Regions from separate parts of the Homo sapiens genome. Here region 1 is linked to region 2. Evidence: read pairs that join two places in POLR2A ChIA-PET (ENCODE). Cell type or tissue: MCF 10A. All regions are shown on one strand. Links, peaks and the distances in the headings refer to the core of each region. The heading gives the core; the rest is flanking DNA.

Evidence for each region. Peaks named below come from ENCODE experiments on the same cell type or tissue, not always from the same donor. Only the 100,000 strongest peaks of a DNase experiment are listed, where the experiment ranks them.
Region 1: POLR2A ChIA-PET joins it to region 2 with 18 read pairs; 8 of 35 experiments call an interaction of 5 or more read pairs at or near these places.

What each region holds. Positions count from the first base shown.
Region 1 is chr7:43,567,026-43,576,856 of GRCh38, forward strand. No RefSeq gene overlaps it. Among named protein-coding and RNA genes, the nearest start is that of STK17A, 11 kb to the right of the region's middle. RefSeq lists a silencer at 5,525-5,604. In MCF 10A, for the core only: no CTCF peak of the experiment used is centred there; DNase peaks (open chromatin) are centred at 1,736, 2,546 and 5,646.
Region 2 is chr7:43,511,698-43,521,528 of GRCh38, forward strand. The region is part of intron 24 of HECW1 (HECT, C2 and WW domain containing E3 ubiquitin protein ligase 1); the gene reads left to right. LUARIS (lncRNA upregulator of antiviral response interferon signaling) reads right to left here. Exons shown (of 3, transcript NR_038276.1): 2 at 1-426. Among named protein-coding and RNA genes, the nearest start is that of LUARIS, 5.9 kb to the right of the region's middle. In MCF 10A, for the core only: no CTCF peak of the experiment used is centred there; a DNase peak (open chromatin) is centred at 5,424.

The DNA.
Region 1 (9,831 bases), core at 727-8,726, 55 kb after region 2:
AAAGAGAAAATCTGGACTAGATCATCATTTATAGTGAGGCATAGATTATAGTATTCTGCTTTAATCTTACTCTGAAATCAAGATTGGACTTCAGGTCTCCTGATTTCTTTTTTATTTTTATTTATTTATTTATTTTGAGACTGAGTTTCACTGTTGTTGCCCAGGCCAGAGTGCAATGGCGTGATCTCGGCTCACTGCAGCCTCCACCTCCCGGTTTCAAGCAATTCTCCTGTCTCAGCCTCCCAAGTATCTGGAATTACAGGTGTGCACCACCATGCCCAGCTAATTTTTGTATTTTTAGTAGAAATGGGGTTTCACCATGTTGGTCAGGCTGGTCTCAAACTCCTGGCCTCGAGTGATCCACCTGCCTTGGCTTCCCAAAGTGCTGGGATTACAGGTTGAGACACCGCACTCGGCCAGGTCTCCTGATTTCTATGGCCATACTTTTCCAATTAATGTGCTGACAGCTCACTAATTATATACTGTAAAGGGAAAAGTGACACACATAGCTTGTACTCCAGACATGGTTTAGATGTGTTTATAGAGGATGGCTCTCTAACAGAATAAGTGAAGGGAGTTATGGAGGATCAGGCCAACCTTTATCAGTGCTGCAGGAATTACATATCACATTTATGGCTGGGAATAGGCTTAGACACTTTTGTCCAACAGGTTTACCTTGGAGATCTGAGAACAGAATAGTTGATGTCAAGGCCACTGAGTTTTACCTTGAAGGCTACCGCCTTATCACAAAATATCCTGTGGGGTCCTGGGCTCTGGACCTGGCATAACCATTCAAAAATGTGCCAGGAGCATGAGGTATGCAGAAGAGATGGAACCTGAAAGAGTACAACTGGATGCCAGGAATCCAAGGTCAGTGTGCAGTCACCAAAGAAGGATGTGGGCTGCTGGTTCCCACGGCCCCTCTGTGCAAGTTTGCTAGGGCTGCCAGAACAAAGAACCCCAAGTTGGGTGGCTTAAAGAAGGCTAGCAGTTTGCTATGAAGGTGTCGGGGGCTGGTTCCTTCTCAGGGTTGTGGGAAAGCATCTATTCCACCCCGCTCTCCTAGTTTCCAGTGGTTTTCTTGCAGTATTTGGCATTCCTTGGCTTGTAGATCTCTGCCTTCATCTTTGTATGACTGTGTGTGTGTGTGTGTGTGTGTGTGTGTGTGTGTGTGTGTCTACACTTTTCCTTTTTATGAGGACAACATCATATTGGATTAGGGCTAACGCTAATGACCTCACTTTAACTTGATTAGTTCTGTAAAGACCTTACCTCCAAATAAGGAAATAGAATCATATTTGAGGTACTGGGTGGAGTTAGAGCTCCAGTATATCTTCTTTGGAGGACATGATTCAATCTGTAACATCCTCCTTCCTGCCACCTTAAGAGCCTCCAGCAGTAATAGTAACAATCATAAATTCTGACATGCCTTTTATGTATCATCTTATGAAATAGCTACCTTTATATCCCTCTTTTAAGCTGAAAAAGAAAAAAAGTACAAAGAAGTGAACTAACTTGCCCAAAGACACACAGTTAGTAAACGACATAGCCAAGATTTGAGAACAAGGAGCCAGCTCCAGGGCCCAAGCACTCAACCACACACCACCTCATTCAAGTAACCACTTATTGAATACTTGTTACGTGTTGGGTCTTGTGCCAGACACAGGGGCCAGTGGCAGTCTTTGCCCTCAGGGAGCTCATGATCTAACAATATAATAATGCATTATTCTCCTCCAGTTGAGATTTGGCCCGATTCCAGTGTGAGTAGTCTCCCCAACCCAGCTCGCCAAACCTGGCTCCTGAGTACAATATGACGCCATTAAAAAATAATAAGCAACGTGCTACAGGAAAAGGCAACAGGAGCAATTGTCTCTGCTGGTGAGGAAGCATGGGCAGGAATGAACTCGGAGACAGAATTTGAGCATGTATAAAAATGGGAAAAATAATTTAAATGTATTATACCAGAAAGAGGGAAATATTTTTTTCTGAAACAGTAAACAAAGAAATGAGCAGAGGTGATTCAATCAGCCTAAGAACCTTCATATCTTTAAAAGCTGGGAGAATACAGCTACAAAGAGATTTCTTTTTAATGTCTGGAACTTCTGATTGAATTAGCATTAAAACTTATTCAGATTAGAATTAATTTGTTCAAATAATTGGGCAAGTTATATATGCCCAAGAACTTGTATTTCTTTCCATTTTATTCCAAAGAGTACATCCTATAGAGTTTTCTGTTTTTCTTACACAGTTGTTACATAATCCCTATTACTTTTTAAATGTAATAAAAATGGGGTCCTGGCTTTTATCCTGTCCAGAATTTTATATTCACTCATAAAAAGAGCTTCTTCCCTTTTTCCAACCTTATTCTTTCAGTAGGAAAAATTAAACGACAACGGGAAATAACTCTCTTCTAAGATTGTGGTGGATCACATAAAAGGGCCTCAATTCTTCAGCCCCCCTGAAGTCACATCCTTTACCCTGTAACTTTGCAGTCACCTCCATCTGTGGTTGGTCATTCTGAGTCATTCCCTGAACCACCCACCCAGCATAACACAAGCAGAGGCATGTAAAGTACTTGCACGGCTGAGCTTGACCTCTCTCTCTTGTTGCTGTGCTATCACCATGAGAGCAGGCCTGGAATAAGAGGAGAATGAGAGATGTCAGGGGCCAAACCGAGCCAGGCTAGATCAACCAACAGCCAGCTGACCACCAGGTACTTGAGCAAACCCAGCCAGGATCATTAGAGCCACCCGGCCAACCTCCAGCTGACCCCGGAGACATCAACACTAAAAGTGCATGGTTAAACACCAGTGATATTTTGTGATCACTGTACTTTTTTGTGGCAATAGATAATTGATTCAAAGACCATTCAGCATTCTTTCCTTTTTAGGATAACTTTTGAGAAGAAACACTGACCGTTTACCCTTAGGAGAGCATTCACTATGCATGGTAGCTACTCTTTAGTTTCAATTGACAATGGCCAAGTCTGGTGGCTCACAAATCCCAACTACTCAGGAGGCTAAGGCAGGAGGACTGCTTGAGGCTCGGAGCTTGAGACCAGCCTAGTCAACATAGTGAGACCTTGTCTCAAAAAAATAATAATTAATTAATTAATTAATAATGAGACTGCAGAGAAAAGAGAAATTGGCATGTTGGCATAACTTTTCTGAATATAATTTGATGATATGTATCAAGAGTTTTAAAATATCAAAGGCCAAGTTATGGTTCAAAATTGCATCTTACTGGTGGATCTGGAGGTGACTTCGTTCATTCAGGTCAGACACTAAACTGTTCTTAGATACTCTTTCCACCCCATCATCAGTAACACTCTATGTTTATCCTGGATTAGAACTCCTATGTAGACAGCAGGAACTAAAGGAAAATTATCCTGTATCGCATATTCCAAAAGATGAAGCCCCCATACACAAATTCTGTAGGGGAGGGTAGGAGAAAGAAGAACCCTAGTGGCAAAGCACTTATTTATTCAATTTATCAATAAATGTTTATTGAACATCAGCACTGTGCTGGGCATTGTTTTAGGCACTGGTGTTGCATCAGTAAACAAAACAAAGAATAAGTAAGTACATAATAGAGTATGTTGAGAGGTGGTAAGTGTGACGGGGAAAAAGGAGAGGAAAGGAAGAGAAAGGAAATGAAGAGGGTTGAAATAGAAGGGATTAGAAATATAAAAAGAATTTTTAGGGAAGGTGCTGACAAAAGATGATGTTTGGGCAAAATCTTAAGAGATGAGAGAATGAGCGTTGACACTCTCTGGAGGAAGAGTGGCTTGGTCAAAGGCGACAGCAAATGCAAATGCCTTTGAAACTGAAGCATTTCTGGTCAAGCCTGCGGTGGCTTGTAGTTTTCATAGTTTTTCAGAAGAGCAAGCAGTAAAGGTAGAAGGCAATACTTCCTCAGTTCCACTGAGCTTCACTTAGATGAATACTTACCAGATTCTCCAGTTGGTCTGTGCTCACCTACCTGCTGTCCAGATGTAGGAGTCCAGGTGTCCAAATGAACAGAGGGTTGAACCAAAACACACACACACACACACACACACACACACAGACACACAGTTCCTTAGCAAAAGCTAGGTCTAATTTACTCACTGAAGGACAAATAATTCTGGAAACTATGACAAACATCACAGAACAAGAAAAAGAAACAGCACCCTGAAGACTCAAAGGAAGAGTTCATCCCTGAAGATGACTCACTACTGGCAACAATTGAAATTATTAAAAAATTTCTAATTGGGCCAGGTGCAGCGGCTCATGCCTGTGGTCCTAGCACTTTGGGAGGCCAAGGCAAGAGGACTGCTTGAGGCCAGGAGTTCAAGACCAGCCTGGGCAACATAGCAAGACCATATCTCTCCTAAAAAAAAAAAATAATAATTAATTAGCCAGATGCAGTGGTACACATCTATAGTCCCAGCTACTCAGGAGACTGAGGTGGGAGGATCCCTTGAGCCTGGGAGTTCAAAGCTGCAGTGAGCTATGATCATGCCACTGCACTCCAGCCTGGGCAACAGAGCAAGACTCTGGCTCAAAAAAAATATGTATTTTCTAATTGGCATTCTGAATAGCTAGCCAGAAGACATGACCCCTGAGAAATAGAAGCAAAATACATAAAAAGACAGCTGAATTGACTGAAAAATAAACCAAAACAAAAAAACAAGCAAACAATAGCAGACTTCCAATTAAGATGGAGCACTAAGCTGACTTGAAAACAACCACCACCCTCATGCTCGAAATGTAAAAAGATGGTGGCCCACGCCTGTAATCCCTGCACTTTGGGATCCTGAGGCGGGCTGATCATGAGGTCAGGAGTTCCAGATCAGTCTGGCCAGCATAGTGAAACCCCGACTCTACTAAAAATACAAAAAATTAGCCAGGTGTGGTGGTATGTGCCTGTAATCCAAGCTACTTAATTACTGAAGCAGGAGAATCACATGAACCCAGTAGGTGGAGGTTGCAGTGAGCCAAGATTGCGCCATTGCACTCCAGCCTGGGCGACAGTGCGAGACTCTGTCTCAAAAAAAGAAAAAAAAAAAAAAAAGCCGGGCGTGGTGGCTCACGCCTGTAATCCCAGCACTTTGGGAGGCCAAGGCGGGCGGATTGCCTGAGGTCAGGAGTTCGAGACCAGCCTGGCCAACATGGCGAAACCCCGTCTCTACTAAAAATGCAAAAATTAGCCAGGCATGGTGGTGTGTGCCTGTAATCCCAGCTACCCAGGAGACTGAGGCAGGAGAATCACTGGAACCCAGGAGGCAGAGGCTGCAGCGAGCTGAGATTGTGCCACTGCACTGCAGCCTGGGTGACAGCAAGACTCCATCTCAAAAAAAAAAAAAAAATATATATATATATTGTTTTTAATGTAATATACAGTGAAGCTAAGAAGCTAGCAATAAAAAGAAACCTACAGCTACAGTGGTTAGTAAGAATTGGTTAAACACTTTAAGGACATGGGTTTTCTTCTGGGTCAGGACTTGAGCCCTCAGTCTTCTTATAGAGCAAGGAACTGAAAATGAACTCTTGGCATTGAACCTGAAATTGGGAAAGTGCTGACTTCTTCATGACTGGGTTGTAAAAACCTCCTCTGCTGGCACAGAGCAGGCAATAAGTTGTTTGATGGAGGAAGTGGTGTGAACCACAGATCCTGAATCCTGACTCATGGCTCATGACAGTGCAGAACACAAATTCACGTCATCCAAATGCTTCAGAACCCCCAAGCTCCATTGAGAAATTAAGCCAGAAATTTGTCTCCCAATCAACAAGCTCTGTAGTCAGGGCAGAGGCCATTTAGAAACCACATCATAGAGATTCTTTCCCAACTCAGACCCTATTTGAAACATTTAAAAATACAAAGTTACAGTTAAAATAGGAGCTCATCATCAAAAAAGTATAAAATATATAAGGAACTCCATTACTAGGAAAGAAAATCCACAGATGGAATGAGCCAATGGAACTTGAAATAGTACTGCATTCTAAAAAAGCCACAACATAACTACTTTTAAATGTCCAAGTCGATGAAGAAAGATTCAAATATATGAATCAGGGATGAAAGATTATAAACCATGAAAAGGCAGGTTTGAGAAGAACAGTTTCTTTTTACTTTTTTTTTTTTTTTGAGACAGAGTCTTACTCTGTCGCCCAAGCTGGAGTGCAGTGGTGTGATCTCCACTCACTGCAACCTCCGCCTCCTGGGTTAGAGCAATTCTCCTGCCTCAGCCTCCCGAGTAGCTGGGATTACAGACGCCCACCACCACGCCCAGCTAATTATTTTGTAGTTGTAGTAGAGACAGGATTTCACCATGTTGACCAGGCCGGTCTCGAACTCCTGAGCTCAAGCCATCTGCCCACCTCAGCCTCCCAAAGTGTTGGGATTACAAGCATGAGCTACCATGCTCGGCCTACTTTTTTGTTTGTTTGTTTGCTAAAACAAGTCCCTTGAAGCCTGTAAGTATTTAACACGAATGAGAATGTTGGCAGCTTACAGCACTTGAAAGACCTAGCTTCTAAAAATAAGTGAATCTATCTTTTTCATATATATATATATTTACAAAGTATACTTTTATTATAATTGTATGTTTAAAAATATTGCCCAGTTGATTTTTTTTAGATTAAACTTCTGTCAGATTGACCTAAGAAAACTGATTTTCTACCCTAAAAATCTTTTTCAAAAGGTTGATATGTAAGTGCCAGGCACGGTGGCTCACGCCTGTAATCCCAGAACTTTGGGAGGCCAAGGAAGGCGGATCACCTGAGGTGGGGAGTTCGAGACCAGCCTGACCAACATGGGGAAGCCCCATCTCTACTAAAAATACAAAATTAGCTGGGCATGGTGGTGCATGCTTGTAATCCCAGCTACTTGGGAGGCTGAGGAAGGAGCATAGCTTGAACCCAGGAGGCGGAGGTTGCAGTGAGCTGAGATCACACTATTGCACTCCAGCCTGGGCAACAAAAGAGAAACTCCATCTCAAAAAAAAAAAAGTATTGCATAATAACCTATCAGGTAAATATATCAAAATTCATTTAACCATTATCTTACTCGGATAGTAAGAGCATTGCATACTCAATTCAACCACATCTATTCATCAATATTTACAAAGTGTCACTTATACACACTGAGGATATAGAATAAATGGTCCCTTCTGATCTAACTAGGAAGAAAGAAAGTATACACTTATAATGCAATTTGATAAAGATAAACTCAGGTTGATATTAAAACAGGTGGGCCAGGTAAGAATATCTGATAAAATCAGGTATAGCGCTCTATACAGAAAAACACAGATCAGAACAACACAAGGAAACAAAAAGCACTTGGGTTTTTATCTTTCCAGTCTTTCTCCCCATTATCACTAACAATGGGCATTGAATTACCCTAAAAATCTTTGCCAATTTTATTGGCAAAAATGAAACCCCATTTATATTTCTCCAGGAAATATAAATTAAATTTGAACATTTCACTATAAAAAAATCTTTTATTTTCTTTGACCTCTTTCTAATATAGTGTTGGCACACCTCTTATTATATGTTCTTCATTTAGGGTATGATTTTTATCTATAATGCTTTTTGCTAATGTATTTCCAGCTTGTTTGCCTTCTAACTTTGCATATAACATTTTTTGATATGCAATGATTTTTGAATTATTAGGTAGTCAAATATTTTTCTTGGAGTTTTTTTCCACTGCTTTATTTCTTAGAAGTTACTTTTTCTTTCAGAAATCAGCTAATTGTCAAGGCCAGGCAAAGTGACTAATGCCTGTAATTCCAGCACTTTGGGAGGCCAAGGAGGATGGATCATTTGAGGCCAGGAGTTCAAGACCAACCTAGCCAACATGGCAAAAACCTGTCTCTACTAAAAATACAAAAATTAGCCAAGCATGGTGGCACATGCCTGTAATCCCAGCTACTCGGGAGGCCGAGGCAAGAGAATCGCTTCAATCCAGGAGGCAGAGGTTGCAGTGAGCCGAGCTGGCACCACTCCACTCCAGTCTGGGCAACAGTGAGACCCCGTGTCAAAAAAACAACAAAAAAAGAAAAAGTCAGCTAATTGTTATGTGTCATTTCTTTCTAGATTTTGTAGTTTTTGTTTGTTTGTTTTACATTTAATGATTTAGAAGATTTGGGGCTTATTGTGGTTTCTTAAATATTATAACTCTATTTCAAAACTATTCTGCTATGTTGAGCTATCTTATTTCATACTGTATTTTAATATGTTAGGACAGTTCTCTCCTTACGACTTTCTTTTGCAAAAATTTTCTAGCTACACTCATTTGGATATTCTTCATGATGAACTCTGAGATAATTTTAACACATTCCAAAAGACATATTTTTGAGACTTATTAGAATTTTGTTAAAGATACTGATTTATTTCCAAAGAATTACAGAATCTAATCTTTTCATCTATGTATCTCTATTGAAGCATTTGTTTATGTCTCTTAGAATAGATACATTCTTTAAAATAAAATATAAGCTTTGTGCATTTTTGTGAGGGTCGTTTCTGCATGCTTTATTTTCATTTTATTCAAATGGAATAGTTCCCCATTAGCTTTCATATCTCATTGTTATTATGTAGGAATGCTATTGATTTATTTTTATTAAACCTAATTGTCTTTTAAAATATATTAATTTTAATATTTTTCAGTTGATTCTTTTTTATTACATTTTACTTATTTATTTATTTTCTTTTATTTTAAAATTTTCTTTTTTGAGATGGGGTCTCATGCTGTCACCCAGGCTGGAGTGCAGTGGCACTATCCTGGCTCACTGCAACCTACACCTCCCGGGTTTAAGCGATTCTTATGCCTCAGCCTCCCGAGTAGCTGGAATTACAGATGCCCGCCACCATGCCCGGCTAATTTTTGTATTTTTAGTAGAGACGGGGTTTCACCATGTTGATCAGGCTGGTCTTGAACTCCTGACCTCAAGCAATCCACCCACCTCGGCCTCCCTCCCAAAGTGGTGGGATTACAGGCATGAGCCATCACACCCAGCCCTTTTTTATTACATTTTAAAATAGCATTAATAGAAACAAGGTTTCACTATGTTGCCCAGGCTGGTTTCAAACTCCTAAGCTCAAGCGATCTTCCCACCTCGGTCTCCCAAAGTGTTAGGATTACAGGCATGAGCCCGGTCCAGTTTATTCTTTTGGATATTCTAGAAGTAGAATATAGAATTCTCTACATTTAACAATTGTGACTATTCCTTCATGACCATTTAAATTCTTCCTTTCCAATATTAATGCCAGAGTGTCTTACTGCACTATTTAGGTTCTCAACTGCAACACTGAATAAGAGTCGTGATAGCACGTAACTTTGCTGTGCCTCTGACTTCAACGATAATACTTCTGTAGGTTTTTTAGAGATGTATCTTCTTAAGTTTAGGAAATTCCCTTCTATTTTAATCAGTCATGAGTGGGTATTGAATATTATGCAATGTTTTTTCCCAGCATTTTCTGTCAACATAGATGAGAAGTAAATTGGCCAATTTCCACTTATTTGTGATTGTGGCTTTTGGTTGTGGTTGTTTTATATCAAAATAATAGATGACATTTGGTTTCTTCCTTAATTCCACTATGATGATAGGGCATACTCTATAGAATTTCAGTCCTTTAAAATTGTTGAAAAGTGCTTTACGACCCACTACATAATCAATAAATATTCTTTTTGCAGCAAAATAATATATATTCTGTAGTGTTGTATGTGTATCATGTCAATTTTGTTCATTGTGTTGTTCAATGCTTCTATGTCCTTTCTATTTTTTTCCCTGCTTGTTCTATCAGTTACAGAGAGGAATGTGTTAAAAATCTCAGGTTGTGATGGTAGATTTGT
Region 2 (9,831 bases), core at 691-8,690:
TCCTTTTGTTTATTTTTTGTTATTTTCTTGTGCCATGTGGCAAATAGTTTAACAAACAAAACATGCAGGTTTCACCTATCTTGTGCCCCTGAGTGGCTCGTTAAGCTCTTTGGCCAGCATTTTAGCAAAGGGAAGCTAGGAGAGCCCAGATCTGGTGATGTGGCTTTGGGTATTTTGCACAAAATGCTGGCAGTGTGTGGGTGCTGTGGCACCTGCCTGAAGACCTGTCGCTGTCATTTCTGCAGCCCGCAGGTCCATGACACTCAGGAAACCAGAATCCTGAGTCCTCAAATCTGATCGCTCACGACTGGTACCACTGGCTGCCTCTTAACTGCCCACAGCGTGGGCGTAGCTGCTGCTGATCTCGGGTCGGTGTCAGGTGCTCCTTCCACCTTCTGAGGGAGTTCATCAGGAGATTCATGGAGGCTGTGAAGAGGATGACAATCATCAGAGCCTGTGCATCACTCATAAGGAAACGGAGAAACCAAAAGATTACAAGGCTTTCTATGGGCACAGCCTTGACTTTGTAAAGCAGGACATTGTCCCTTGACACAGGACAAGCCAGGGCAGGATTTGGCCTGCAGGAAGGACAGAGGTGCCTTAATGGACACCCACGCCCTGCCCACCTCCCTTCACTCTGGAATCAGAGATAAGCATAACCACAGACCCGAAATAAACATGGCAAACCAGGTCAGCTTCAAAAGTTGTTGTTGGTTTTTTCCAAAAATAGAAATTTTATTCTCTAGTGAGGCATTATCAGAAAATGCTGTGAAATTGGTATTCATATTTTATAAAATTTATAAATGTGTAAAACGCTGATGAGCTAAATGGATCTATTTTGTACTGCTGAGCATAATTTTATATGTTATCATAATCATTAATAAAAATTAGATGAATTTAAAAGTCAGTTGCTTGTAGGCTAGTGAAATAGTGAAAGGACTAGAGTTTTCCTTTAACTGGAAGAATTATTACTGCTTAACATACACACATTTAATACCGATTGGTTTGCTATGGAGGAATAACTGAGAAACCAAATGCACTGAGTAGAGTTTATATGAATGTTTCAACACAGCTGCTCTTACATGATTATATTTTTTTAATGCCTAGCAAAAATCCATTATAAGGCTTCAAAGGATTAAACATCACTCAGGATTGACACGGTACTCAGCTGTGGCTGGAGGCAGCAACTTTGCAGTGGTCAATTTTATCTTTTTTTGTTGTTGTTATTCTGCTTCTTTATCCTTCGCTGACCTTCTTCTGCGTCCCATCCTCTTACACATTTTCTGAGTTCCCTCTAAAAAATAAGCTCTATTGGAGCAGAGACACTTTTGTCTTATTTCACTCTAGCACAACACCTGGCACTTTCAGGTGTTCAGAACATCTCCCCGACCACTGGGTGCATAAATGAGTATTATTCCACAAGTCCTACCAGTCTCTTCCTTCTACCAGGGTTAAGATTAATAAAGTGCTCCCTCCTGCCATGTGCAATTAATTGCTCAAATTTCACACTTTTCTGTATTATCTGTGGTTTTAAAGCCCTTGCAAAGTCAGTGATAAATGCACATGTCCCTTAAGATCTTTACACTCTGGGACTCTGCTCTCCACGACGCGTGAATGCTGCTTGTTACTGAAGGAAGGCCTCCTCCTTCTTCTCACACTGCACGTGGTCCTGCAGCGGCCACTTCCAGGCAAGGCACTGCCCAAAGACATCAATGGAGAAACCCCTGACAGTGTGTCCTTCCTCTGAAAGCTCCCCTTTGAGAGTGGGTACTTGACATTCTGGGCTTCCTGCTCCCTGTGTGTGGGCTTTGTATCCATTGGAATAGAGCCAGCTTAATCAAAAGCCCTAGCAGGGCATCATGATTCCACCCACTTCCTTTCTTTCTCGTGCAGTGTTGAGACATACGAATATGAATAAATATAGTGAAAATTCTGTGTTACACACGTTAAGTAAGCTGGAAAAAAAAACTGTTTGTGGGTTTTGGTTTTTTTTTGTTTTTTGCTTTTGGTCAGGATTTTTGATTTTTGTTTTGTTTTGTTGCCTTTGACCTAAAGAGACTTTCTGCAATTGCTGTTTCATTACTTATTTGTACGACTGACTTCCAAACTGAAAGGACCATGTCAAAGTCAGCAGTGATAATATTCAGGCCAAAGAGAAAGAGGAGTTAGAGTCAGAAGAGCTCTTTCAAAGCTGGAGCCTATAAGGGACCACCCATGGACACTGTGGTCACTCAAGGACACAGCCCCTGCGAGACCTGGCCACAGCAGGGCAAAGCAGGGAAATAACACTCTCAATCAACACTCTTCTTCCACCCTCCAGTCCCAATGGCCAAACCCAACCATGAACCAGAGGACAGAGGCTCTCCAGATACTGCAACCCACAGTGGCCAGTCCCTAAGTCACAGAGCAGGACAGAAAAAGATGGGAAATTAGTGGAGGACAGGAGAGCAGGGAATGGAAAATTACCACAAGAGCCTCTACATTTCAGGACATTCAACCCATCCACCAGAAATCTTATAATTTACAGAACAGTATGTGTCTGTTGTGTCTTTGATGACAGAAGTCTTGGAATACTATTCCAAATTTCTTTTTTCTTTTCTTTTCTTTTTTTTTTTTTTGAGATGGAATTTCGCTCTTGTCCCCCAGGCTGAGTGCAATCTTTGCTCACTGCAACCTCCACCTCCTGGTTCAAGCAAGTCTCCTGCCTCAGCCTCCCAAGTAGCTGGGATTACAGGCACATGCCACCACGCCCAGCTAATTTTTGTATTTTTAGTAGAGACGGGGTTTCACCATGTTGGACAGGCTGGTCTCAAACTCCTGACCTCAGGTGATCCATCCTCCTTGGCCTCCCAAAGTGCTGGGATTACAGGCGTGAGCCAACGTGCCCAGCCTATTCCACATTTCATATCTTCATTCTTTGATTATGATGATGTCATTTGCATATTGATGAGGCACTCATATGCTACTTTTTTATCCTTTTCATATTTATTGTATCCTGATTTTCTATCTTTAGGGATACATAATTTAATAATTAAGCTAAATAATGAAGGATCCATTGAGAACATGCTAAATATACCAGGCACTGTCTAACAACATTATAACCCAGATATAATGTTATTATTACAACATTATAACCCACATACTGAGTTATCCTACTTTTACAGATGAGGAAAATGAGGTGCAGACATAAACAAAGCCACAGAGATAGTCGAGGACCAGGTAGGAATAGGAACCCAGGTATCATGGCTCTATCATCAGGATCTAGCCCCCATTCAAAGGCAAAGTCAGATATATAATTGGTCAAATTAAAATACAATGTGACCAATGCTGTGCATACCTCTATTATAGTGCTTATCACATTGTATTGTAATAATGAGGTACAAGGAACTTTGGAAAAATGAATGAGAATAATTGGCTGGCAGAGAAGAGGAGTGGGGAATTCTAGATGGAGGGCCCAGCATTCACAGCAGATGTCAGTTTGGTGTGGCCTCAGAAGAGAGAAAGAGGCTGGAAAGGCATCCTGGTGTCGGGTAGGGAAAAGCATTTGATGGCATTCCCAGGCGTTTGGGTTTTGTCATGAAGATGACAATGACAGGGAGCCAGGCATTTCATTAGTAAAGGAAGAGCCTGATCAGATCTTTATTAAACTCAGAAAGTCAACTCTGGTTACAAGTGGAAGATGAACTGGAGTGGGCAATAGGGGTGTCATTTAAGAGGCTAGTGAAATAGTTGTAGGAAGAGATATTAAAGAATCAAAATAGGGCAGAAGCAGTAGAAATGGAAAGATTTTTCAGAAGGAGCATGAACAAATGAATGAACAAAACTTGGTGATAGATTATAAATGGTGGGAAGTTAAGTATATGACAGGCTAAATAGCTTGAAATGACACTGGTGAGCACCTAAAATTCTACCAAATACTTATCAGTGCAAAGACACCTTTTTAAAAATCAACCTACCATTCCTTCTTTATGTAGTACCCTCTATTTTAAATGATACTTCTTTATAATCTGAATTAGCCAGATTATAGTAGCACACTCCCAGATGCTGTGAGATATGTTATTTCAACATTTTTAATATTTACCAAAACTTTGTGTCATTGGAAACTCTTCACTTACTTGCTGCAAAATTATATATAAGAAACTACCAAGTTAAAATGCTCGCATATTTTGAATGGAGGCATAAAAAACAAAACTATAAATGAATTGTGAAAGGTCCAAATTTATTTTTATGTCTAATACAATGCATGAATATTGCAAATGCATATAGTTTCAAACTATTATGTTTATATAGGAAAGATTCACATTTAAGTTCAAACATTCCCTTCTCTAAGGGTCTTTCCTGAGCACTCAATTTAAAATAGTGCATCCATTTATAATTTTCCAACTTAACATCTTACTTTAATATATTGACTGAATTTATCACTATAAAAAGTATTAATATGTTTATAATTCGTTGTCGTTTCTTCCCGAAAATGTAAGCCCAGTGAGACCAGAGTCTTGGCTGTAGCTTTCCTAGTCACATACTTGGCGCTCAGTAAATATGTGTGGAAGGAAGGAAGGAAAAAAAGAAAGGAGGGAGGGAAGAAGACAGGCTGGACAGATAGACGGATGGTTGAGTGGAAGGATGGATGGACGGATGGAATACTTCTCAGGTAAAACTTCTTGGTTAATGAGAATTTTTATCTCATTTCAATTTTTAGTTCAGAATATTTAAACTAAAATAAAATAAATAAAAACAGTAAAAATAAATAAGTAAATTTGGAGCCTCTCACTCATTGTTGAGTGTCATTTAAGCTCCTACCAACTATTCTCTCTGAAATCACCACTGGAAATTCTTTTTGTCCCAATCATTCTGAATGTCACTTTTCCTGGAGCAAATCTGAGATGCCCTAAAAGTCTGAACAACTGAAATAGGTGAGTTCCTTCTCTATTCCTAGGAAGAATACCAGCGCCTCAGACACATTTTCTTTGTCTTAAGTACAGTCATGTGTCAGTTAACGACAGGGATACCTCTGAGAAATGCATCACTAAGCAATTTTATCATTGCGTGAACATCATAGAGTGGAATTACACAAACCTAGATGGCAGAGCCTACCTCACACCTATGCTCTATGCTATAGCCTATTGCTCCTGGGCAACAAACCTGCACAACATGTTACTGTACTGAATACCTTAGGCAACTGTAACACAATAGCAAGTATTTGTGTATCTCAACATAGCTAAACATAGAAAAAGTACAGTAAAATTATTGTATAGAAGATAAGAAATGGTACACCTGTATAGGGCAGCTCCGTTATAATCTTTTGAGACCGCCGTTGTATATGTGGTCTGTCATTAACTGAAATGTGGTTATGTGGCCTATGCTTGTGCTAACATGTATCATTTTAAGAAACGACTACGTTATGAGTCACTCTTTACATAATTGTCAGTGTGAGAAGGATTTTCAGGGCCAGATTTCAGATTTGATGCTGTTAATCAGTTTCTCTGCAGCCACCAAAATGTCTGTGAGCTCATTTATGTCTGTGGTGGTGACGAATCTAACCTTACAGTTGTCACAATCAGACATTTTACCACCTCTCAAACCAAAATTTCCAAGAGGATCCCAAGGCCCTTTGCTAACTGCAAAATAAACAGACTCCCCTGCCCCCTTCTGCCCCAGCCCCGACCTCTCTCCCTTCCCAAGCAGATACTACCTGGGTGGTAAAAATCTTCTGTTTTCAGGTCTTTAGCAAGGGGAAGTGGGGGAGGAGGGAAGCTCTTTTGTGCATGTTTAGAGTTTGGCCAAGTGGGTAAGTGGGTATTAAGTGTAATTGTAGAGTTTTATGGAACTTAAGAAGTCCCGGATAACACATTTTAAATATCCCTTGCTACATCTGCAGAGTCTTGAATTAGTAGGTAGAAACCACAACATTATGAGATCCCACTGGGTGTCTCATGGCCCTTCAACCTCCCAGGGCCCTCCTGACAAAAGAGCTCAGTGTGGACTTTTGATCTGAGTTTAAGATCAGGTAAGCCCCAGCCCCAGCCCTACCCCTAACAACAGCCCCTGGGTTCTTTCACGAACACCTACAAGAGCTTTGCTGACCCCATCTCTGGCTGAATCTCAGTAGCCTCCCTATCAATTCTCAAAGAAGATGTGGAGCAAAAGTTAGATGAGAAGTCACCATAGAATGTACGGGATTGGTTGGGATTCTGCCTGTCCTATTTCTGAACCCAGCTTTCTTCAGAATGTGTGAGAAACTTCCAGTAGGAAAAGAATTAACTATTTAGTTAATGATGCCAGTACTGTAACTGGGTATGCAACCAAAAGAAAATTATGTTAGATTCCTCTCTACTTTGAAAATACGTGAAAAAAAGGAATGAAATTTCTTCAGGAAAATCTAGGTGAATTTATGCATATGCTAGAACATAAAAATTATTGAGAACATAAAATGAACTCAAGAAACCTTGAGTGGTAGAGACCTTTTTAGAGACAATCTTTTTAATCAACAACTAGAATCTATAAAAGAAAAGAAAGGCCGGGCACAGTGGCTCACACCTCTAATTCCAACACTTTAGGAGGCCAAGGCGGGTGGATCACTTGAGGTCAGGAGTTTGAGACCATCCTGGCCAACATGGTGAAACCCCATCTCTACTAAAAAATACAAAAATTAACCAGGCCTAGTGGCACATGCCTGTAATCCCAGCTACTCAGGAGGCTGAGGCAGGAGAATTGCTTGAACCCAGGTAGCAAAGGTTGCAGTGGGCCTGGATTGCGCCACTGCACTCCAGCCTGGGCAACAGAGTGAGACACCATCTCAAAAAAAAAAAACGTATTTGAATATATAAAAGTTAAAATACTTTCTGACAAAAATACCATAAACAAGGTCAAAAGACAAGCTTTGATCTTGAAAATTAATCTTTGCAACTCAAGAAAATCAGAGGTTGAAAATCTGTAATACAAATTTCAAAGAGCTCTTGCAACTTGAAAAAAAGAGGAGATACAACCCTGGGAAAACTGGTAAAGAATATGAAAAAGTTGGTCAGAGAAGAACAAATTCAAATGATTGATAAACCCATTAAAAAATGTCAACTTTTCCAGTGGTGAAGGAAATGAAAACTAAGGTAACAATGATATATCACCTTATAACGATCAAATTGCCAAAAATTGAAGAGTTATTTATTTTTGGAGGGGACATAAGTAAAAGGATGCTTTCATGCATTGTTGGTAGAAACATGCATGAAAGCAATTTTATAGCCTTTCAGGGGGGAATGCAATCCACAATATAAACTAAAATTTTTAAAACCCCTATACCCTTTAGCCCATAAAGTTATCTCATAGAAACAAAAGCACTAATATTCAGTACTTTTGTAATAACAGGTAATATTTATTGAGCCCTTATTATGGGCCAGGTATTTTTGCAAAGGCTCAACATGAATTACATAACCTAGTATAATCCTCTATTTTACAAATGAGGAAACTCATACCCATAGAGGTTTAAACTTGCCCAATACAAGAGCTAGTAAGTGACAGAGGTAGGGAGCAATCACATGCAGTCTGACTCTAGAGTGCAGACTTTTTTTTTTTTTAGACAGAGTCTTGCTCTGTCACCAGGCTGGAGTGCAATGGCACGATCTTGGCTCACTGCAACCTCCACCTTCCTGGTTCAAGCGATTCTCCTGCCTCAGCCTCCTGAGTAGCTGGGACTACAGGCGCCCACTATCACACCCGGCTAATTTTTGTATTTTTAGTAGAGACGGGGTTTCACTATTTTGGCCAGGCTGGTCTCAAACTCCTGACTTCATGATTGGCCCGTCTCGGCCTCCCAAAGTGCTGGGATTACAGGCGTGAGCCACCGCGCCTGGCCTAGTGCAGACTTTTAAAAGCTATGCTGGACTGCCGCACAAAACACCCAGGTGTGTTTATTTCAGCATTGTTTGTAAAGACACAAACCTAGAAGCAATGCAAATGTCCATCGGCAGGGGAATGGTTAAATGTATTACAGCAGATCCACACTGCACAGTCATATGAGGCATAAAAAAGACTGAATTAGAACCTTACCAGGTGATAGAGAAAGATTTCCTCAAGATATTGTTGAGAGAAGAAAAGCAGAAAAGCATGAAAAACGCAATTCAAAAACTGAAAAATAGTAACCCCAAGCCTGTGTGTATGTAGCTAGAGATATGTAAATATAAATATATTAGTATGTGATTATATGATTCAGATAAAAAATATGGAAGGGCACATTTTAGATTATCAATATGTGTCACAGGAGATGAGCCGAGGTAACAGGAGCCAGCCATGCCAGGAGAAGCCAAAGTCTATATAAAAATTACATCTGTGGGTAAAAAATAAATAAATCTCTTACAGCCAAGATGCCATTTGGTAAAAATGTCTTAGCTTAATTATTAGTGGTAAACAAATGTCTTAGATATGCATTCATCAATGCACTATTCTTATCACCTAAGGACTTGATGCTGGGTTCTACAAACTGTTCTACACATGAGCTCCTGGCATATTGTGAATGCCTCATGTATATGGTACAACTATGCTCACCCTACCCTGGGTCTCTTCCCTTCTTTATCTCTTTTTCCATTTATCCCCCCTTTACTCAGCACAGACCTCTTTACTAATTCCCTACTGTCTACGAAATGGAGTCTGGACTCCTCGGATTCTCAGGACAGCCAAAGCACGAGGACCACCTGCCTTGAGACACCATCTGCCTCTCCCGGGCAGCTCCTCCTCTGCCCTCCCCACGCTTCCTTAGGCTTTGCTCTGCTGCCCATATGTGCGCGATTGTTTCTTCTGTTCTTCTTCTCTCATTTACATGGGCGCAAATTTCCTACCCTGAAAATCCACTTAAAATACTGTGTAGTTCATTCATGATTTCTTCATGATTTCCTGCACCTTCTCAAGACAAATATGTTCATCTTCTCTTGAATTATTTTTTTATTATTATTATTCTACTTTAAGGTTTTTTTTAAAAAAAACACAAAGGTTTCCAAACCCTTTTAGCTGGAACCTTGTTCTCCAATCTAGAACAGACGAAAGTGAAGCCTTGCCTCTGGCAAGGAGGGGTGCCTGGTTCACTGAGCCCCTCAGGCTCTTCCTCCTCCCCATCTCTATGCTTCTGTGCAAAATAGCTTGAGAAAGCACTGCTCTAATCTACTGTCTGCGTCTCTCCTTCCATCCCTCCCTGGCCACTTTGTGTTAGCTTTTAAACTGGATCAGGGCAACATCTTATTGTTCAGGTTTGCCCTCTGCAGCCAGCGTGGTTTCTGGCATGGAGGCAGCACCCTTCAGGTCCTGAGGCAGGTGCCACACAGCAAAAGGCAAACCCAGGTTTCATGCCTGCTCCAACTCTCAGTAGAACCTGGGCAGCTTTCTTAACCTATCTGAGTCTCAGCCTCCTAGTTCACCAAAAGGACATAAGAGTGCCTGATGTGGTTTGACGGATGCGTCTCTCAGAATTCATATGTTGAAACTTAATCACCAACGTGATGATATTAAGAGGTGGGGCCTTTAAGAAGTGATTAAACGATGAGGGCAGAGTCATGAATGGGAGTAAGGCCCTTATAAAAGGCCTTGAGAGAGTGAGTTTGCCCACTAGGTACAGTAGCACCACCACGATCACCCCCAGCTGTCACAACCAAAAATGTTTCCAGACATTGCCACAATTCTCCTAGGAGGCAAAATCACTCTGTTGAGAATCACTGTTTTCATGATGGAAGACTGGAAAAAGAAAAGGTTAAGCAAAATTTTTGCAGGATTAAAAGTATTTCTGTAGGCCTAGAGTTTTAGGAAAACATTTTCAGCCTTGGAATACGTCATGGCTGCGGGTTGAATATATGT